Regions from separate parts of the Homo sapiens genome. Here region 1 is linked to region 2. Evidence: read pairs that join two places in POLR2A ChIA-PET (ENCODE). Cell type or tissue: A673. All regions are shown on one strand. Links, peaks and the distances in the headings refer to the core of each region. The heading gives the core; the rest is flanking DNA. Region 1 overlaps ATP8B1-AS1 (ATP8B1 antisense RNA 1). Region 2 has its middle 49 kb from the start of LINC01897.

What was found. Peaks named below come from ENCODE experiments on the same cell type or tissue, not always from the same donor. Only the 100,000 strongest peaks of a DNase experiment are listed, where the experiment ranks them.
Region 1: POLR2A ChIA-PET joins it to region 2 with 6 read pairs; 2 of 35 experiments call an interaction of 5 or more read pairs at or near these places.

The regions. Positions count from the first base shown.
Region 1 is chr18:57,634,673-57,645,732 of GRCh38, forward strand. ATP8B1-AS1 (ATP8B1 antisense RNA 1) reads left to right here. Exons shown (of 3, transcript NR_164148.1): 2 at 6,887-7,380. Among named protein-coding and RNA genes, the nearest start is that of ATP8B1-AS1, 9.9 kb to the left of the region's middle. RefSeq lists enhancers at 8,824-9,335, 9,336-9,846. In A673, for the core only: no CTCF peak of the experiment used is centred there; no DNase peak of the experiment used is centred there; H3K27ac peaks cover 1,189 bases.
Region 2 is chr18:57,906,412-57,918,417 of GRCh38, forward strand. No RefSeq gene overlaps it. Among named protein-coding and RNA genes, the nearest start is that of LINC01897, 49 kb to the right of the region's middle. In A673, for the core only: no CTCF peak of the experiment used is centred there; no DNase peak of the experiment used is centred there.

The DNA.
Region 1 (11,060 bases), core at 4,104-8,103, 270 kb before region 2:
CTTGGTTAGTTTGAAGAACGATCATGTATCAGTTTATAGGAATTGAGACTTTTTTTTTTTTTTTTGAGATGAAGTCTTTCTCTGTCCCCCAGGCTGGGGTGCAATGGCATGATCTCAGCTCACTGCACCCTCCACCTCCCAGGTTCAAGCAATTCTCCTGTCTCAGCCTCCCAAGTACCTGGGATTACAGGCGCCTGCCACCACGTCTGGCTAATTTTTGTATTTTTAGTAGAGATGGGGTTTCACCATGTTGGACAGGCTGGTCTTGAACTCCTGACCTCAAGTGATCCGCCTGCATTGGTCCCACAAAGTGCTGGGGTTACAGGCGTGAGCCACCATGCCCGGCCGGAGTTGAGGCTCCAAGGGGTCTCGGGGGGTCTCAGAAGCTCAGCTGATGATATCTTAATCAGGTTTGGGTTTTTTTTTTTTTCTGTTAGAACAGGTCATAAAAATACTTTCACCCCAAGCCACAAAATCCTATAAAATAGCTCAGTCTTTGACAAATACAGTGAATATAAAAGAGCTCTTTTGAGTTTCTATTTACTCAAGATGTTTGCAGTGATAAAATCTTGATATAAGTTTTCTAGAATCTTGAACTTTCAAAGCTCCTTTAGAAACAGTCCTTTGTGTTGTTTTTATTAAACTCTTCAATGAACACAAAGTTTTTATGTTGTTCACACAAAATTTAAATAAGGAAGCTGAAGGTAGGTGGGAACCCCCAAATGGATGGTAATAGAAAACCTCCTATAGCATTTCCATAGACTGGTTTATTCATTATGCAGCTTGGCTCAGCAGAACCATTTTATAATGAAACTGCAAGATGACTCCCAGTGGGCAAATCAACCTCTATTCTAAAGGTTGATTCTTGTCAACTGGGAGAATTGATTCCTGATGAGAAATGCTAGACTAAAAAACCCTCCCACATTCACTTCACAAGCCAGATCCAATATCTTTAATCCTCTTATGGAAAAGAAACAAGGAGACATTTCAGGGCTTACAACAGCCTTCCAGAATAATTGCAACAGTCTCACAGCATCAGGGGCCAAAGGAATATTGACATCTTTCCAACTGGAAATCCTAAACCGGTTATCTGGAGTGAGACAATCTATGTCTTAAACTTGGCCAGAGCACCTTGGATTTTTTTTTTTTTTTTTTTTTTTTTTTTTTTTTTGACGGAGTCTTGCTCTGTCCCCCAGGCTGGAGGGCAGTGATGTGATTTTGGCTCACTGCAACCTCCGCCTCCTGGGTTCAAGCGATTCTCCTGCCTCAGCCTCCCCGTAGCTGGGACTACAGGCATGCGCCACCATGCCTGGGTAATATTTTTGTACTTTTAGTAGAGACAGGGTTTCACCATGTTGATCAGGCTGGTCTCCAACTCCTGACCTCAAATGATCCACCCACCTCAGCCTCTCAGCGTGCTGGGATTACAGGCGTGAGCCACCGCGCCAGGCCAGCACCTTGGATTTTAACCACCATCCTAGATCAGGAAGTTTAAATTTCTCTCCATGTTAAAATTTTCCTTTCTCATATTGTTAATACATTACTATTTGATTAATACAAATTACTATTTGTTAATACAAATACATGCTATTTGATTCAGGTTTTGAAGCAAAATTCCTGATAATTTTAAAACTATGAGAGTTATTTCTTTCTATGCATCTTATTGCTGAGGTCATCTTAGCTGATCATTAATTGGACAATATAGTGGTAAATCCATACTGGTCTTTGACTCTGAAAACATTCTTTCAAATTCCATTGGTGCTTTCCACTGTTTTGACACGACTTTAAGATGTTATCCAGACTCTTCTGAGCGCAAAGAATATGTGTCTGCATATAAATGGCCTAACAAAACACACCACTCTGTCTATAGCCATGAACAGGAAGTCCCCATCTCTGGGCACTGCCAGTCACCCAAGAGGACAATGTGAAGAGCTGGGGTTGCTGCTCTAGGGAGAAGCTTGTGGGCTTGGGCGAGTTTCAGTTTGGGAGTCTTTGTGACTTAAGCAGGAAAAATATTAACTCAGATTACTCCCTTTGGCCTAAAAATCATTTCTATTTTTTATTGTTTAATTTTTGAAATAGAAAATGTATTCATATGGTTCAATATTTTTAAAGTATGAAAAGATAATTCAATATTTAAAAGTCTCACTCCTCATAACAACTGTAGTCTCTTTTTTTTTTTTTTTGAGACGGAGCCTCACTGTGTCACCCAGGCTGGAGTGCAGTGGCGTGATCTCGGCTCACTGCAACCTCTGCCTCCCGGGTTCAAGTGATTCTCTGCCTCAGCCTCCCGAGTAGCTGGGATTGCAGGCATCTGCCACCACGTCCGGCTAATTTTTATATTTTTAGTAGAGACGGGGTTTCACCATGTTGGCCAGGCTGGTCTCGAACTCCTGACCTCGTGATCCACCCGCCTCAGCCTCCCAAAGTACTGGGATTACAGGCGTGAGCCACCGCGCCTGCCCTACTAGTCTCTTTTATATCTAGAGATTCTTGTTGAAAATATGACTATATTCCTCTAAATCTACCTCCTTTATTCCTTCCCTTAAAACGGCCTTTTTTTTTTTTTTTAGGCATAAATAATATACAACAGCCTGGGCACTGTGGCTCATGCCTGTAATCCCAGCACTTTGGAAGGCTGAGGTGGGCAGATCGCCTAAGGTCAGGAGTTCAAGACCAGCCTGGCCAACACGGTAAAACCCCATCTCTACTGAAAATACGAAAATTAGCTGGGCATGGTGGCGCATGCCTGTAATCCTAGCTACTCAGGAGGCTGAGGCAGGAGAATCTCTTGAACCTGGGAGGCAGAGGTTGCAGTGAGCCAAGATTGTGCCCCTGCACTCCAGCCTGGGCAACAGAGACCGCATCTCAAAAGGAAAAAAATATATATGACAAAGTGTACACATTTAAAATGTGCAATTTGATATGTTTTAACATATGTGTATACCTGTGAAACCATCACCACAATTGGGGTTAGGGAAAAAATCCATCACCCCAAAAAGTTTTCTTTTTTTTTTTTGAGACAGAGTCTTGCTCTGTTGCCCAGGCTGGAGTGCAGTGGCCTGATCTTGGCTCACTGCAAGCTCCGCTTCCCAGGTTCATGCCATTCTCCTGCCTCAGCCTCCCGATTAGCTAGGACTACAGGCACCCACCACCATGCTCGGCTAATTTTTTGTATTTTTAGTAGAGACGGGGTTTCATCGTGTTAGCCAGATGGTCTCGATCTCCTGACCTCGTGATCCACCGGCCTCAGCCTCCCAAAGTGCTAGGATTACAGGCGTGAGCCACCGCGCCTGGCCTACCAAAAAGTTTTCTCATGTATTTCCCTAGTGACTAATGATGTTGAGCATCTTCTCATGTGCATTTTTGCTTTACCTGTATCTTCTCTGTTGAAGTATCTGTTCAGATCTTTTGTGAGGACAAGGTACGGGGTTCCAGGTAGGGATCCAAGTTCATTTTTTCGCATGTGGATATCAAATGTCCCGGCACCATTTATTGAGATGGCCATCCTTTCTCTACCTCATCGCTTTTGTAACCTTGTTCAATATCAGTTGTCCATTGATGTATGGATTTATTTATGGACTCTATTAGGTTCCATTGATCTATCTGCCCTCTTTAAGCCAATACTATGCTGTTTTGATTGCTATAGCTTTATAACAATTTTCTCTTTTTTGGCCCTAATTTCACATTTATTTTATTTTTAAAATTTTGACTTTTATTATAGACTAAAGGGTATATGTGCAGCTTTGTTGCATGGGTAAATCGCATGACTCTGAGGCTTGAGGTCCCAGCGATCCTGTCCCCCAGGCAGTCAGCATAGTACTTAACTAGTCGTTCTTCAGCCCATGCTGGTAACAACTTTCAAAATCAAGTAGTGTTCTTCCTCCAACTTTGTTTTTCTTCTGCAGAGTTATTTTGGCTATTTTAGGTCCTTTGCATTTCCAGATGAATTTTAGAATCAGCTTATCAATTTTTACCAAAAAAAGAATCTCATGGGATTTCAATTGGAATTGCATTGACTCTACACATCAATTTAATTGCCTCCTCTTGTTTCTTTTTTATATGAAAGGTTGTCCCCATACACACAGTTCTGCACCTGGCTCTTCACACTCCACAATGAATGGAGATCTTTCATTCTTCTCCCTTAGCTCCCATTATAGTTTCATTGTATCCTTTTGTTGGGATGGAACTTATTTCATTTAACTGTAGTGAAACTGATGGATTGCTAGCTTACTGCTGATATTTTGCTATTACAAACAGTGCTGCAGTATAATCACTGTACGTGTCATTTCCCTTGTGGGCAAATATATCTGCAGGATGAATTTGAGAAGTGTGATTGCCAGGTCAAAGGGAATATACATTTAACATTTTACTGGCAAGGGCCAGGTGCGGTGGCTCACGCCTGTAATCCCAGCATTTTGGGAGGCTGAGGCGAGCGGATCACAAGGTCAGGAGATTGAGACCATCCTGGCTAACACGGTGAAACCCCATCTCTACTAAAAAAATATACAAAAAATTAGCCGAGTGTGGTGGCACCCGCCTGTAGTCCCAGCTACTCGGGAGGCTGAGGCAGGAGAATAGCTTGAACCTGGGGGGCAGAGGTTGCAGTGAGCTGAGACTGCGCCACTGCACTCCAGCCTAGGTGACAGAGCTAAACTCCATCTCAAAAAAAAAAAATTAATGGTTATGGCTAAATCCTTTCCTAGAGTTTCATAATTTATATACTTTTCATTAATACATTAGAAGGCTTGTTTTGCCATAGCCTTAACAGTGCATTACCAAACTTTCTTGTTTTTGCCAAATTAATAGGTGAAGATGGCCTATCAAAATCATTTTGATTTTCACTTCTTTATTTCAGGTAAGTTTAAACATTGTTTCATGTGTTGAAGAGCCATTTGTATTTCTTTCTTTTTTTTTTTTTTTTTTTTGAGATGGAGTCTCGCTCTGTTGCCTGGGCTGGAGTGTAGTGGCGCAATCTCAGCTCACTGCAAGCTCCGCCTTCCGGGTTCACGCGATTCTCCTGCCTCAGCCTCCCGAGTAGCTGGGACTACAGGCACCCGCCACCACACCTTGACAGGGTTTCACCGTGTTAGCCAGGATGGTCTCGATTTCCTGACCTCGTGATCCGCCTGCCTCAGCCTCCCAAAGTGCTGGGATTACAGGCGTGAGCCACCGCGCCCAGCTGTATTTCTTTTTTTGAGACAGAGTCTGGCTCTGTTTCCCAGGCTGGAGTGCAGTGGTGCAATCTCAAATCACTGCAACCTCCGCCTCCTAGGTTCAAGTGATTCTCCTGCCTCAGCCTCCCTCGTAGCTGGCACTATAGTTATACACCCAGCTAATTTTTGTATTTTTAATGGAGACAGGGTTTCACCATGTTGGCCTGGCTGGTCTCAAACTCCTGGCCTCAAGTGATACGCCCACCCTGGCCTTCCAAAGTGCTGGGATTACAGGGATGAGCCACCGCACCCCGCCCCATTGTATTTCCTTTTTTCTGACTTTTTGTTTTCACAACCTTGGCTGCTATGGTCTGAAGGTTTGTGCCCCCTTAAAATTCATATGCTGAAATCCTAACCTCCAAGGTGATACTAGGAGGTGGAGACATTCAGAGGTGATTAAATCAGGAGGGATTATGTCTTTATAAAATAGTCCTGAAGGAGCTTGTTGGCCCCTTCCACCACGTAAAGACACAGTCAGAAGGCACCATTTGTGAACCAGAAAGCATTTCCTCAGTAGGCACCAAATCTGTCAGCCCCTTGACCTAAGAGTTCCTAGCTTCTGCCAGAACTGTGAGAAAAAATTTCTGTTGCTTATATAAACCACGCAGTTTGTGGTATTTTGTCATAGCAGCCTGAACTAAGACTCGCACACTTTTTCTCCATTTTGCCATCTTTGCTTATACCTTTTTTCTTTTTCTTTTTTTTTTTTTTGCCATAATGGAGGTTTTAAAAATATTTATGCATTTGAAATTACTAGCCTTTCCTTTGAGGCTTTAGATTTTTAGTCTTAATTAGAAAGTCTTTCCCCACTCCAGTATTTGAATTTCCTCGTGATTTTCTTCAAATACTTTGATGAGTTTTTTTTTCTTTTACATTGAAATCTCTTCATTATTTGGAGCCTATTCTACTACAGTGCATGATATCTAATTTGTTTCCCTGTTGTCTCAACACCAGTCCATCTTTCCCCCCACCCACCTTTGATGCCACTTTATATAGTAAATGTTCACGTGTTTGAGGCTATTTCTGGATTTTTCTGTTCTGTTCCATGGAATGTCTGTGTAATCATGCATCAGAACCACACTACTGAAACTGTTTTTCAAATTATAATATGGCGTAATATCTGGTAGGAGTGGTCTCACCTCATTGCTTAGTTTTCTGACATTAATTTTTCCATATGAACTTTAGAATCAGCCCATTACAGGAAACTGTTTGCATTTTTATGAGGATTATATGCCATTTTTAAGTTATTGTAGGAAGAATCAACCCTTTCTAGTGTGATTTTTTTTTCTTTTTTTCTTTGAGACAGAGTCTCACTTTGTCACCCAGGCTGGAGTGCAGTGATGCAATCTCAGTTTACCACAACCTCTGCCTCCTGGATTCAAATGATTCTCCTGCCTCAGCCTCCCGAGTAGCTGGGATGACAGGTGCATGCCACCACGCATGGCTAATTTTTGTATTTTTAGTAGAGATGGGGTTTCACCATGTTGGCCAGTCTAGTCTCCAACTCCTGACCTCCGGTGATCCGCCTGCCTCAGCCTCCCATAGTGCTGGGATTACAGGATTACACGGTGGTGCCCGGCCTCAGTTTTGACGACTTTCCCTGATGACTAATGATGTTGAGCATCTGTTCATATGCTTATTGACCATTTATATCTTTTTTTTTTTTTTAGATGGAGTTTCTCTCTTATTTTCCAGGCTGCAGTACAGTGGCGTGATCTCGGCTCACTGCAACCTCCACCTCCCAGGTTCAAGCGATTCTCCTGTCTTAGCCTCACGAGTAGCCGGGATTACAGGCACATGCCCCCATTCCCAGCTAATTTTTGTATTTTTAGTAGTGACGGGGTTTCATCATATTGGTCAGGCTGGTCTCAAACTCCTGACCTCAGGTGATCCGCCTCGGCCTCCCAAAGTGTTGGGATTACAGGCGTGAGCCACCCACTGTATCTCTTGTTCGGAGGAATATCTAATCAAGAAAATCATTTTTACTGTTTTTATTTTTTGGTTTGTTCGTTTTTTTCCTGTGAGATGGAGTTTCACTCTTGTTGCCCATCCTGGTGTACAATGGCGCGATCTCGGCTCACTTCAACCTCCGCCTCCCAGTGCGTCCGGAATTGGTGGGTTCTTGGTCTCACTGACTTCAAGAATGAAGCTGCGCACCCTCACGGTGAGTGTTACAGTTCTTAAAGGCGGCGTGTCCGGAGTTTGTTCCTTCTGATGTTCAGATGCGTTCGGAGTTTCTTCCTTCTGGTGGGTTCATGGTCTCGCTGGCTTCAGGAGTGAAGCTGCAGACCTTCGTGGTGAGTGTTACAGCTGTTAAGGTGGCGCGTCTGGAGTTGTTCGTTCCTTCCGGTGGGTTCGTGGTCTCGCTAGCTTCAGGAGTGAAGCTTCAGACCTTCACGGTGAGTGTTACAGCCGTTAAGGTGGCGCGTGTGGAGTTGTTCGTTCCTTCCGGTGGGTTCGTGGTCTCGCTAGCTTCAGGAGTGAAGCTTCAGACCTTCACGGTGAGTGTTACAGCCGTTAAGGTGGCGCGTGTGGAGTTGTTCGTTCCTTCCGGTGGGTTCGTGGTCTCGCTAGCTTCAGGAGTGAAGCTTCAGACCTTCACGGTGAGTGTTACAGCCGTTAAGGTGGCGCGTGTGGAGTTGTTCGTTCCTTCCGGTGGGTTCGTGGTCTCGCTAGCTTCAGGAGTGAAGCTTCAGACCTTCACGGTGAGTGTTACAGCCGTTAAGGTGGCGCGTCTGCAGTTGTTCGTTCCTTCCGGTGGGTTCGTGGTCTCGCTAGCTTCAGGAGTGAAGCTTCAGACCTTCACGGTGAGTGTTACAGCCGTGAAGGTGGCGCGTGTGGAGTTGTTCGTTCCTTCTGGTGGGTTCGTGGTCTCGCTAGCTTCAGGAGTGAAGCTTCAGACCTTCACGGTGAGTGTTACAGCCGTTAACGTGGCGCGTCTGGAGTTGTTCGTTCCTTCTGGTGGGTTTGTGGTCTCGCTAGCTTCAGGAGTGAAGCTTCAGACCTTCACGGTGAGTGTTACAGCTCATAGAGGCAGTGTGGACCCAAAGAGTGAGCAGTGACAAGATTTATTGCAAAGATGAAAGAACAAAGCTCCCACAGTGTGGAAGGGGACCCCAGTGGATTGCCTCCGCTGGCTCGGGCAGCCTGCTTTTATTCTCTTATCTGGCCCCACCCACATCCTGCTGATTGGTCCATTTTACAGAGAGCTGATTGGTCCATTTTACAGAGAGCTGATTGGTCTGTTTTGACAGGGTGCTGATTGGTGCGTTTACAATCCCTGAGCTAGACACAAAAGTTCTCCACATCCCCACTAGATTAGCTAGATACAGAGCGTCTACACAAAGGTTCTCCAAGTCCCCACCAGAGTAGCTAGATATAGAGTGTCGATTGGTGCATTCACAAACCCTGAGCTAGACACAGGGTGCTGATTGGTGTGTTTACAAACCTTAAGCTAGATACAGGGTGCCGATTGGTGTATTTACAATCCGTTAGCTAGACATAAAGGTTCTCCAAGTCCCCACCAGAGTAGCCAGATAGAGTGTGGATTGGTGCATTCACAAACCCTGAGCTAGACACAGGGTGCTGATTGGTGTGTTTACAAACCTTGAGCTAGATACAGAGCGCTGATTGGTGTATTTACAATCCCTTAGCTAGACATAAAGGTTCTCCAAGTCCCCACTAGACTCAGGAGCCCAGCTGGCTTCACCCAGTGGATCCTGCACCAGGGCCGCAGGTGGAGCTGCCTGCCAGTCCCGCACCCTGCACCTGCACTCCTCAGCCCTTGGGTGGTCGATGGGACTGGGCGCTGTGGAGCAGGGGGTGGTGCTGGTCAGGGAGGCTTGGGCCTCGCAGGAGCCCACCGTGTGGGGGAGGCTCAGGCATGGCAGGCTGCAGGTCCCGAGCCCTGCCCCGCGGGGAGGCAGCTAAGGCCCAGGGAGAAGTCAAGCATAGCAGCTGCTGGCCCAGGTGCTAAGCCCCTCACTGCCCGGGCTGGCGGGGCCCACTGGCTGCTGGAGCGTGGGGCCCGCGGACACCCACGCCTACCCAGAACTCACGCTGGCCCGCAAGCACCGCGTGCAGCCCGGGTTCCCGACCACGCCTCTCCCTCCACACCTTCCCGCAAGCTGAGGGAGCCGGCTCCGGCCTTGGCCAGCCCAGAAAGGGGCTCCCACAGTGCAGCGGTGGGCTGAAGGGCTCCTCAAGCACCGCCAGAGTAGGCGCCAAGGCCGAGGAGGCGCCGAGAGCGATCGAGGGCTGTGAGGGCTGCCAGCACGCTGTCACCTCTCACCGGGTTCAAGCGATTCTCCTGCCTCAGCCTCCCCAGTAGCTGGAATTACAGACGTGCGCCACCACACTCCGCTAATTTTTATTTTTAGTAGAGACGGATTTCTCCATGTTGGTCAGGCTGGTCTTGAACTCCCGGCCTCAGGTGATCTGCCCGCCTGGGCCTCCCAAAGTGCTGGGATTACAGGTATGAGCCACTGCACCCAGCCTTTACTGTATTTTTTAGCAGAAAGAAAATGATTGCATTACAGTGGTTATTTTTAAGGGCCCCAACCTCCACTTTGTCCTGAGATCTACGTTGTGTTGTTTTCAGTGTTTTAACAGGCCTTTTTATTTTTATAAATGCCCCAGAAGTTGTAGCGCAGCCCTAACTTTCTAGCAGGACTTTTAGAAGCTGACAATTTTCCTAAGTTTCATTCACATCACATGAAGGCAGCAATTGTTAAAATATATTTAGATTCCATTAGGGTACATTTTGCTATCACATTGAAGTCTCTCAAGAATCATTTTATTCCCATCAGATGTTGTTACTGAGCAGTTTCTAGTGCTGAACATGACTAAGAACCTTTAGGTGGTGCTCTTTGATTAAAAACATTTATCCCTCAAACAACTTAAATACAGTAGTATATTGCAGGAAAAAGTGACCTTTATTTTTTTAGGGATGATCTCCCAGGTCTGCTCAATTTTTCTGCCATTTCTATTGCAGAGGCTAATAATTTGCCCATCTCCTCCCAGCCCAAGCACCCCAAGACTGATACTTTTCTATCACCTGCTGCTAATTTTGCCTCCCAAAGAGTCTCCCATCTCGACGCAGAGAGAACCTTCTTAGTGGGGTCACAGCTTCCCTTGCGTCCAAGAGCTGTCTGTCCCACAGCCTGGTCAGACTCCCACAGCCTCGTCAGACTCCCACAGCCTCAAACCCCAGGTTTGCCACTCACTTCCTCACTCACTCCTCTTTGCTCATTTTTCTGCCAACGATTCGTCATGTATTTCTAGGACTATCTGCTCACTTCTCACCCCTTACTTTTTTTGTTTTGTTTTTTGAGACGGAGTCTCGCTGTCACCCAGGCTGGAGTGCAGTGTCACAATCTCAGCCCGCTGCAACCTCCACCTCCCAGGTTCAAGTGATTCTCCTGCCTCAGCTTCCCAAGTAGCTAGGATTACAGGTGTGCACCACCATGCCTGGCTGCTTTTTTTTATTCTTAGTAGAGATGGGGTTTCACCATGTTGGCCATGCTGGTCTCGAACTCCTAACCTCAGGTGACCCACCACCTTGGCCTCCCAAAGTGCTGGGATTACAGGTACAAGCCACCGTGCCCAGCCCCAGTCCTTACTTTTGGTTGAGGGTTACCTTTCCTTTCATTCTGGCTAAAGAGTTGAGGTCAGTTGGAAAAACCCAGACTCAATCTTCCTTTTTTTTTTTTTTTTTTTTGGAGAGAGTCTCACTCCATTGCCCAGGCTGGAGAACAGTAGCACAATCATGGCTCACTGCAACCTCTGCTTCCTGGGTTCCAGCAATTCTCCTGCCTCAGCTGCCAGAGTAGCTGGGATTACAGG
Region 2 (12,006 bases), core at 5,002-9,001:
TGGAATTCTGTGAGGAGCCTTCTCATGGCCACTCCAGGAAATGTTTGAATGAAACTTGTCACCACTTCTGCCACCCTGGTCTTTAACAGATGTGAAACAAGAGCATGACGACATGGACAAAACACCGTGGTTTGTCCATTAGCCACAATGTACTTAAGATGGAACCAATCATGGGCTCGTAGTATCTTGATTAAAGAAGGCTAATGCCAATGTTTCACATTGTTATTGTTTGGCACCTGGGATGTTTTTAACACCCCTGGGGCAATGTTCATACTCAGACGCTGGAGAGGTGAAAGGGATCTCTTCATTTTGCACGGTGGGACAGGAGAGATTATAAATGGGCAGAAGGGAAAGGACTCCTTGTACATAAACTAGGACATCCCTGTGTAGAGGTTCCCATGGACATCCCCGAGGGGCAGTGTCAGTTTGGGTCAGTCTACTTCTTAAGAAGCAGACACTAAGATGGAATTAGACACGCAAGAGATTGATTGACTGGGGGACACATCTGTGAAAGGTAAAGAGAACGCCTTCAGAGTACAGCTCAGACCTGATACCTGTGGGAGGAGTGAGGGGAGGAAGGAGGCCTGGGGAGGAGCAATCTCAGGGAAGCCCAGCAGATGGAGATCTTCAAGGCAAAGGAGCATTCACTCTGCTCAGTGATGGACTGGGAGCAGCTTGAGGAGTGCAGTGGGGGTGCTGGGGGCTCCCTGTGAGGGCTGAAACAGATCAGAATATGCAGAACGCAGTGCACCAGTTTCTCTCTATGCGGCAGGTTGCCTTGAAGGGAGATCAGAGCAGCGTACTTTGTAGCTGCACAGTATTCCCTCTTGGGGACATCTCTTTCCTCCCATTGCCTCCTTCTCCCTCTCCCCACACTGTGTAGCTCCTTAGTCTCTTCTCCTTCAGGCCTCAGCATCCCCTCTCCCTGGTCTGTCCGACTCTCCCCCACCTCAGTCTCCATTTGTGTCATGAAAAATCTATGGGCCCCATCCAGGTGCACAAAAGTCACAGCCAGGCTCTCTCCTGCCCACTCTGCTGTGGAGGTGGAGGGGAGAGCCCTGAGCCCTGAGGATGGAGGCATGGAGAAAAGAAATTAGGATGGTCTTGACTCAAAGTGACAGCTCACTTTTCTTTTCTCTTTCTGATTTTCCTTTGTCAGCCTTGGACATCTGAAAATAAACTGGTCCTCTGGCACCATGAGGGTTAATCTCTGCCATTAACTTCCCCTGGCCTGCAAGAGATGTCCTTCCTGCAGGCACAACAGTGGGACAACATGTTGCTAATAGAGAGTCAGTAACCTGAATTGCATTACAAAACAGCTCCGGTAAATTAGCCTTGGGAAGTGCCCTGCCCACTTGCTGGGTATATTTTTGCTTGTATGTAGCAGGCAGAAGAGGGAAGGGCTGTCCAGCTCCCAAGCAACTCCCGAAACTCTGTCTTCCATTCGGAAGGCTGGACTTTGCATCACTCAACTTTGTTTCTTTTCACACATTCCCGATTCTAACCCTAAATAGATTTAATACAAAATAAACCCCACCCCAGATTAAAATAGTATATTATTTGTGCTTTATATGAGTCTCAGAAATTACTTTCAATAATCTCTGTATAAAGTTTTAAAACCCTAAACTAGAGTTAAACTTGTGGAAAAGAAAGGAAGAAGTGAATGGTTAACACCAATTCACAGTAGGTATTTTACTTTGTAATAATACTGCTGAATTTCTTTCTTTACAAAAAAAAGCATGCATTTATAATCCTTGATGATCACAACAACCCCTTGATAATAAAATTAAGTTTATGACATGCATTACTGAAAACTTTAAAATGAGGCATCTAGAGCCCAGAGTGATTAAGCAACTTACTCAAGGTCACACAGGAAGTGATTAGGAAAGCTGGAACAACTCTTTGGCCTTTTGGATCAGACCTCTATGCTGAAAAAGAATCCTGAGTTTCAAGTCTGGAAGATGAGGAAGGAAGCCGTGATGTTTGGAGACAGAGTGTGCCTTCTATAGCTCAAGATAAAATTCTGTTATAGGAAGAAGCTCAGATTTCTTAAATACCAAGATTTGATCCCAAGTCAATGACCAATAAAAGCTTATTATCTGCAACCATGTCAGACTCTGGCCCAAGAGTTTAATCTTTCTAATCACATATTCTATACATTATTCGAGAAAGAAAGGTCCGGAAAAGCATCCCTAAAGACTCAAATATTCCAAGGAGCAAAAAATATAGATAAGACAAAGCTCCAAAGACTCCTAACAGTGGAAATAGCTGTCAGATGTTATAGAGAAGGGAGCTGATGGGTTCCCACATGCTATTAACAAACCATGAAGAAGTCCCTTAGCCTTTGGACCTGGAGTTCTCAACCCTGGCTGCACATTAGAATCACCTGGGAAGCTTCTGAAACTCCCAATACCCAAGACATACCCAGGACCATTTATATCAGAATCTTCCAGCGATGGAAGCCTGGTGTTGGGAAGTCTTTAAGGCTCCCCAGCTGACTCCAATGTGTAGCCAAGGTTAAGAACCATGGCTCTAGGACCTAACACATAAGTTGAATGAATAGACGGATGAATGAATATCAGCAACAGAATTGAAAAAAGAAGAAACAATTAAGAAACTAAATTTGATGTTATTTACTCAGATGGAAGACCCTGAGGTCCTCACTCAAAATGCGTATGCTGTTCACGCAGAAGCAGTTCTATGAAGTTTGGATGTCAAGATTCTCAGCTCACAACAGGGATGAGAAGAGAAGATGGTTCTCTGTGGAGCAGAGTCACCAACAATAGCAGGAAGGACAAATGTGACAGCCTGAAAGACAAGTAAGAAATGCAAATCCTACTTCTATGGTTGAATGTGTCCCCCTAAATTCATGTGTTGGCAACTGAATCCCCAATGCTAGTTTTGAGAGGTGGGTGGTGTTAATCACCTTTAAGAGGTGATTAGGTCATGAGGCTCTGCCCTTATAAATGGATTAATGTCGTTAGGGTGGGAGAGGGTTAGTTATCGCAAGAGTGGGTTCCTGATAAAAAAGGATGAATTTGGCATCCTTCCCCTTTCTCTTTCTCACATGTACTCTATTGTCCTTCCACCTTCCACCATGGGATGACCAGTAAGGCCCTCACTAGATTGTAGCCACCTTGACCTGGGACTTCCCAGCCTCCAGAATGTAAGAGATAAATCTTTGTTCTTTATAAATTACCGAGTCTTTGGTATTCTATTATAACAACACAGACTAAGACACCTATAAAGCAGGAGACAGAACTCAGCGAAGAGTTGTCTGGGGCCCTTTAATACCAGGGTAAACTGACCTGCCCAGCCCAGTTTCCCTGGAGGCGTCATTGTATTAGCAGAACAGTGCAGTTAATTGGTGTTCGGGTGCCTGAGTCACCCAGCGGAGGCGAAGTTCTGTTCTCTCTACACTGTGTAAGAACTCACAGGAGGATGGGCAGAGCACTCGACTTCCTCAGCACTGGCTATCACAGACTGCCCTTACTAGAACTGCGTCTGTTTTTGAAAGCCTGGGTGGGTTTAATAGTTGGTAAAAGCAGCATGTTAAAGTTGGCAGCAGAAACTGCCTCCTAAGAGAATCACTTCCTAAGAGGGGAATATGAAATTTCTCATTGAGGCAGGCTGTCCCCTTCTGTCCCTTTGTCAGGGAAAGCCTCTCTCTGGGGGAAAGCAAAGGTGGAGCTGGGGTGCATAGACCTCTGTGGAGAGAAAACCTGAATTTGGCAAAGTGGTCCTCTTACAGATTTCTTAGTCTGAGGAGTTAAGCTTTTTCTTGGTTTTGCAAATTCAGTGTCTCTTTTGGCAGACATTTGTTATTAGAAGAGATCTGTACTTTCTCAGCAGGGAGTGACATTGCTCTGTGTCCTTAAGATATTGCCTGTTCTAGGGAGTTGGGTATGTTCTCCAACAAGCTGGAGACCTAGATCTGTATTTCCGTGGGAACAGGAGGCCTCTGCAGACTTGAACTTGACCTCACACTAAAGGAAAGCCTGTGCGAAGGAAGAGGACAATCTTAGAGGCAGTCATTTAAGTCTGAGTGCCCCAGAACACAGGGATGTTGGGTGGCTACTTTCTGGTGCCATTTCATTTGTCCCACTCAAGGCCATAATGCAAGCTTGGGGAGGAGGAACTCCCCTGAGAAAAGAGACCATCCCTGCTGATAATCCTACTAACCTGATTCTAGGTCAGTAAATGAAAACTTGAAAGGTGAATTTCAGACTGGAGAAGGCAGCGGGGAAAGGGACTCAAGTCCGTTTTTCTCGGACCAATGGCAGTGTATGGTAATGTGGGGCTAGCCCTGACATCGGGAAGACAGTTAAGAGCCAAACATGGTGAGGAACTCTGGGGCTGGGTCAAGGCTGGGTCAAGGCTGGAAGCTCAGAGCCACATCTATTTGGAAGTATCAGCTGTTCTTTGGGTTGTATTTTCTTTTTTCTGTCCCCTGAACAATATATCAAGGAAGTTTGGCTGCAAGTAACTGCCTGGTCCCTGAGATGCTTTGGGGAGAATGGGGAAGGCAGGTCTGGAAGGGAGCACAAAAGATGGCAAGAGAGTTGCTATGAGCAGGGGTCACCAGCAGAGGGCAGAGGGCAGAGGTGCCCAACGGAGCAGAGAGTGCTCAATGGCCATGGGCGGCAAAGGGTGCAGTGGGGTCGCAGTCAAAATGCAGGCTGAGGGGGACCTGGGCATGTGGGCAACGGCATCATGGCGCTCACAGAACTCTTTAGAGGATACACTGAAGGGCACCAATCCCTGACAATTAGCAAGTCAGGATCGAAGCCAACATAATTCGAGTATTTCATGGAAACAATATCTAACTACAAACAGCTGGGTCTTCAACAGGTGGGAAACACTGGGAATTGAAGACTTGTGTTCAGAAATTCTATCTACCAGCTCCCAGCCATGGGACTTCAGGCAGTTCCCCTGCGCCACCCAGTCTCGGTGCCTCATACGACAAACAGGTGCCTGACATTTACCCTACAGACCTCTTGAGGTTGTTGTTTTAAGTAGCAAAGGCAATAAAGCTCACGTATATTTTGTAAATGGTAAAATACTTTGCAGACTTAACACACTATTTTATCTTGGAAAGTTTTTCCAACTGAAATGATGAACCAGGTTAAACATTTTTTGACTTTTACCTGTGATCCTAACAGGCACTCTGGGGGATTCTATCTGGCAAGTGTGGGAAACACAGCTGGCATCTCTCCTGGTCCACTGGCCTCCCATGGGGGGAAGGACAGTCCCTAGGAAGCAGCCCATGGATATAGGGAGGAGGTGTGGGGTGGCACACTCATCTCTGACTTACAGGAAAAACAGAAACTTTCTCTAAAGCAAATAAAATGCAGAAAATGCAGCTCAGCATATAACCAAGATAACCAAGCAGAGAAAAATATTTAAGTCACAAATTGGCAGTTTAAGGAGTATCAGCATTCTGAGGGAAAATTCAGGAGACAGCTGATGAATCCACAAGTTCTTACTCAATTAACTTTAATTGGCTAGTATCTGATAGGCAGCTGTTTTAGGCAGGGCATGATGGAAGTTATAATGTTAAACAGAAATAGATGTCAGCTTTGCCCTTAGGGAACCATATATATATATATTTGTTTTTGTTTTTGTTTTTGTTTTAAGAGACTGGTCTTGCTCCGTCATCCAGGCTGGAGTGCAATGGCATCATTATAGCTCACTGCAGCCTCGAACTTGTGGGCTCAAGCACACTGCAGCCTCGAACTTGTGGGCTCAAGCAATCTTCCTACCTCAGCCTCCCAAGTAGCTGTGACTACAGGTGTGTACCATCACCCCCAATTAATTTTTAAAATTTTTGTAGAGACAGAGTCTTGCTATGTTGCCCAGATTGGTCTCGAACTCCTGGCCTCAAATGATCCTCCTGCCTCAGCCTCCCAAAGCACTGGGATTACAGGAGGAGCTGCAATTTTTGAGAGAGAAAAATTGACATGTGCAAGAGCAGCAACAGGCCAAACATGAGCCATGAGATCCTACACCTATACCATCCAATATGGGAGCAGGCCATGAGCCACATATGGGCAGTGAACTCTAGAAATTCAGGCCACTTTGAGAGGTGCTGCACATGTAAAATACACTCCAGAGTCCAAAAGCTTGGTACAAAAAAAGAGAATGTAAAATGTCTCATTAATCAATTTCACACTGATTACATGTTGGAGTGATATTTTTAGTATATTGGGTTAGATAAAAAATATTAGTAAGTTTTTTTTAAAAAATGCTTTTCATTAAACATCAGTTATCTGATACATTTATTTATGTGGGATCCTCCTACCCAAATAAGCTTTAATTAGATGTTGTTGTGCTCCTGTTAAATTCAATTCTGTGGAGTTTAGCACCACTGCCAAGAGCCTCCTTCTTAGCACGTCTCTTCTTCCTCTTTAGCGGCAGTTCTCAAAATGTAGTTAGAAGGCAGAGACTCTGTTTTCACCTGAATTTAATCTAAATCTGATTCCAATCAAGATCCAGATAAAATGCTTGTTACTTATCTCAGCAGCTAGTTTCCCAGATTCAGGGAGTAACATAAAACACCTGCCTAGCAATAGCAGAATTCTAATGTTTTGAATGCCTTGGGCCAGGGACACTTTTGTCACTATTCAGTTTCAGCCATCAATGAAAACTCCTTCTTCTTAGCTACCTGGTATGGACGGTTGACTAACTGGTTGAAAAACAGTCAACAGTCTGGTTAGCGTCTTTGAAGCTTCCTGAGGATGTGTACCACTCAGTCATACCTTCACCGTGCTTACAAGAGCATCTGTTGTGTATGTAGTGGCTGCCCCACAAGTAGTTGTATTGATAAATTCTAAATGTTGCTATTCTTTTTTTTTTTTTTTAAAGAGTCTCCTTTTTTTTTTTTTTTTTTTTTTTTTTTTTTTTTTTTTTGAGATGGAGTCTTGCTCTGTCGCCCAGGCTGGAGTGCAGTGGCGTGATCTTGGCTCACTGCAAGCTCCGCCTCCTGGGTTCACGCCATTCTCCTGGCTCAACCTCCCAAGTAGCTGGGACTACAGGCGCCCGCCACCAAGCCCGGCTAATTTTTTGTATTTTTAGTAGAGACGGGGTTTCACCGTGTTAGCCAGGATGGTCTCGATCTCCTGACCTCGTGATCGCCCGCCTCAGCCTCCCAAAGTGCTGGGATTACAGGCGTGAGCCACCGCGCCCGGCCTAAACGTTGCTATTCTTTAGAAAGGCTAAAGTCCAGCCCCTGAAAGAAGCCTGGAGGCTAATGTTTTCTCTTTCAAATGGTTAGTGATGAAAACTGAACCCTTTGGAGATTCTGATTTTATTCTGCTTATAAAAGCTAAACTTGAACTTCACTGGATAGGGTGGATTGTATGCAGGTCCTGATAAAATCCCTACACAATTTCCCTCCCTTCTAGGCTGACCTGCCGTGCCTGCAGCCCACAAGCCACCCCCTTCTTTTCCCACGCATGGCCCAAAGCTACGAGCTCTCAGAGTTTTTCCTTCTTGCAGCACGAGATGACACAAAGATAGGTTCTGGCAGTTGCAGGTACGTTCACCTCAGCAATTCTAGAAAATGCCTTGTAATTACTAAGCAGAAAGCACACAATCTGAGGGGGCTGGAGAACTAAGTCTTCACATAACAAAATCTGCTTCTATATGGCATTTTATATCTTCCAGTGTGATGGGGAAATGGGAACGCTTTGAACAGCTGACCAGATGAATTTTAAACAAGAATTGGTAAAAATTGGACTATTAGAGATTTTGAGCATTTTCTTGTGGATTTATTGGCCATTTGTGCATCTTTGTGAAGTGTCTGTTGAGGTTTTTTTCTGCCATTTTAAATTGGGTTGTTTGTCTTTTTATTGTTGGCATGTATGCATTCTTTAAAAATTGAGATGTAATTAAAGCCTAAAAGCATTCTTTATATATTTTAGATACAAGTCATTTGCGAAATATATGTGTTCCAAGCATTTTTTTCCCAGCCAGTGGTTTGTCATCTCTTTTCATGAGCTGAAATTTTACATTTTGATAAAATCCAATTTTTTTTATGGTTAGTGCTTTTTGTGTTCTGTCCAAGGACTCTGCCCACCCCAAGGTCATGAAGTTATTATGCTTTATTTGAGTAATTTTGTGGCTGTGGTTATTACATTTAGGTGTATGATCTATTTTGAATTAACTTTGATAAATGGAGTGAGATAGGGATTGGAGCTCATTTTTTTCCACACATATATCCAGTTGTTCCAGCAATATTGTTAAAAAGACTTTCCTTTCCCCATTGAATTAGCACCAACAACTGGAAATAATCCAAATGTCCAGATATAGGTAAATGGATAAACACATTTTAGTCTATTCAGTGGAATAATGGAATAATAAAATACATTCCATCATTGGATTCTAATTCCAGTAATAGAATACATTCATGGAACAATGAAATATATTCAGCAAATTTTTTTAAAAAGCAAACTATAAATACATGCAACAAGCTGAATGAATCTCAAAGACATTATTTGAATGAAAGGAGCTAAAAGCAAAAGAGTTCTTACTGTATGCTTCTACATACATGAAATTCTAAAACAGACACAACTGATTCTATAGTAACAGAAAGAAAATCAGCAGTTTCCCGGTTGAGGGTAGGGATGGAAACTTTTCTGGCACGATGAAAATGTTCTATATCTTGTTTTGAGTGTTGGTTACATGGACATTTACAATTGTCAAAGTTTATTTGTCTGAAACATCTAAGGGCTACACGTTTCACTGTGTGTTAATTACACCTCCATTTAAAATATATTAAAGAAAAAAAAGGATTAGAATGTGAACCTTCCTGGACTGTACCTTACAATAAATAGCGAAATTCCTCTCTCTCCGCAGATGCCTTGCTGTTGGAGGCTGGGAAAGGAAGATGAAATGTGCAGAGCCCTTGACTTCTCCCTTTTCTTAAGACTGTGGGATAAATTTTTCAAAACATTGGCTAGGAGACTTGCATTCAAAACCAGCTGAGTAAATAATGGGGCTTTGGTGAGTTGTTTTTTCCCTTCTGTGTTTGGAAATTTGAGCCTGGTGTATCTTTTTCAAGCACATCTCATTTAGAGGATAATTTACATTTGCACAAAATCATGGCTACAGCCCATCTGCTCAACGATTATGTAAGATCCAACACTCATTAGAGTGTGACATGCATTGATCTTAGTGAGCATATGAACTTGTGTGCTTGGGATTCAAGTTCTTCTAAAATAACTTCCAGCACCAACCAGCTACCATAGCCTGTTGTTTCTGACATTTTCCTTGGAACATGACAGTTAATATCCATTTGAAAGAAACTAAATTATTGGGGGGCTTTAAATTCCTAATGGCTATAGCAGATTTTCTGGTAGAGTTAAGCAAGATTGAGTTGGCAGTTGTGAAAGGGCGGAGGCTAGAAGGAGAGCTGTTTGTTTTTTGTACCTGATGGTTTTATCACCAAAGAGTATTTGTAATAATGAAACAGCTGGAGCAGTAACATGATTCATATTAATATATGCATGTAAATGGGTTAGGAATGGAATTAACATAATTTCTGTGCTCTGGTTTTCCCTTAGAAGTGGAGACTACTGGTTTATTTACAGTCTGCAATGAGCACAGCCAGGCAGTTCTGCTGCTGGACAGATGGCAGGGAAGGCCAGGCCATGTGCTGTGGATCAGGGGGTGAATGTGAACATGACGGTGGATGGCACAGCTCTGCAAAGGGGCTGGCCAGAAGCAGAGAGCAGATGAAAACAAAGGTTCCTTTTGTCTCCCAGAGTTCTTAGCCCTTCCCATTTAGTCCCTTTGTCCTAGTTCCTCCTGCCAGGGCTTTGCAGAGAAGGGGAGTGGGGAGATACAGGGAGAGGCCAGGACCAGGGGTTCCAAGGCAGAACCTCGTGGGAGGAAGTGACCAGAGGAGGGGCTGCAGTCACTAGACTCAGGGCACTGGCAGGAAGCAGGAACTGTGACCAGGTGAGAAGGTGGGCTCAGAGACACTGGAGAGGAAGGACAGGTCGAGGAAATGGTCCACAGGCCAGTCAGCCTCTCAAAGCTGAGGGAGGCAGGCAGTGAGAGGGCCCAGGAAACACCCTGCTATCAGGACAGAAATCTGGCCGGGGGACAGGAAGTTGAGTGTGACGCACCAGGAGACTTTGAAGCCTGTGATACCAAGAGGAAATCCTAGGCCATTTAGCAAAGAACAGAATTTGGCCCCACGACACAGAGGCCCTTGGGAGGAAAGTGAATGCCTAAATAGAAAACAGGCCTGGGGAGGCCACTATAGGGTGGTCTTCTGTATTTTTTCCCTCTCCGTTTTCCATTATAATTCATCTCCTTCCAAGGCCAGGTTCACTCCCACGATAAGAGAGGCAAAGCCCCTGGTCAGAAGGGAAGAAGCCTCCATCCCCAGCCCATGTCTGTCTGTCTCATTTGTGTGTGTGTGTGTCTTGGGGGGAAGTGAATGGAGAAAGATACCGGAAGTATTACAGTGATGGTTGTCCCCCATGTGGGAACATGGAGTAAGAGGGAAAGTCATTTGAGGAACTGCCCAGCTGTTCTCCACCATGGCTGCACCATTTACATTCCCACTAGCAATGTATAAGAGTTACAATTTATCCCCATCCTCACCAATACTTTTTATTTTCTGTCTTTTTCATCTTAGCTATCCTCATGAGTGTAAAATTGTGAGTTTAATTTATATTTTTCTAATGACTAATGATGCTGAGCATCTTTTCATGTGCTTACAGGCTATTTATATATCTTCTTAGAAGAAATGTCTGTTTAAATCCCTTGCTCATTTTTAAATTGTTTTTTAAAAATTGTTAAATTGTAAGAATTCCATGTATATTCTGGATACAAATTCCTAGTCAGTAGACAATGTGCAAATATTTTCTTCCATTCTGTGGGGTGTCCTTTCACTTTCTTGGTAGTGTTCTTTGAAGCACACACATTTTTAATTTTGAAGGAGTCCAACTTAACTATTTTTCTTTGGTTGCTTGTGCTTTAGGCATCACATCTAAGAAACCATTGGCTACTCCAAGGTCATGAAGATTTATGCTCATGTTTTCTTCTAAGTGTTTTATAGTTTTATCTTTTACATACAGGTCTATGATCCATTTTGTGTTAATTTTTGTATACAGCGTGAGATGGAGTTGAAAATTCATTCTTTAGCATGTGGTTATGCAGTTGTCCTAGCACCATTTGTTGCAAAGACTCTTCTTTCTCCATTGAATTGTCTTTGTGACCTTGTCAAAAATTAATTAACCATAAATATAAAGATTTGTTTCTGGACTCTCAATCCTATTCCATTGATCTATATATCTATCCTTAGGCCAGTATCTTCCAGAGGCAAAAGATCATCAGGGTGGCTTTTAGCAGTGGGAATCCCAGAAGAGCCCACAAGGCACCCAATAGACACAGTCGTTTCAGAGAGTGCAAAGCCAGCTCACATGGTACCAGTGAAGGACCCTACAGGTGCTAGAGGATTTCTGGATGCACCATGAAAAGGGGACAGGACCCTTAGAGGGGAATAGAGTAGACTTTTTTCTTTACTCCCCATTACCAACAAGGTGGGGGCAAGCCTTTGCACTCAGCAGTAACTTGAGCACATGAGTTTTGCCCTAGACATTCTAAAGTGTTGTTTAGTGACATAGAGGATATGTATAGGACTTGATTACAGTTTTGCTTTGACTCTGGCCATAAGTACTTTTCTGGCTACATCTTACTCTTGCACTTGTCCTGCCTTGTCTTCCCAGCAGATCTCAGACTCTCTATGCCTGCCTCTCCCTGGCTCCATGTTGCACTGGGGTCCACAGTTCAGCTCAGCCAGGGTGTGTGATGGCCAACTCTCCTCATGCCTCCAGCCCTCCCTTGACCATCTCCACTCTGATATTCCCAGAGGCACTGGTTTCCTGGGGCTGCTGTTAGAAATTACCACAAACTTAGTGCCTTAAAACAACACAAATTTATTCTCTCACAGTTCTGGAAGTCAGAGTTTGAAATTAGTTTTATTGGATGAAA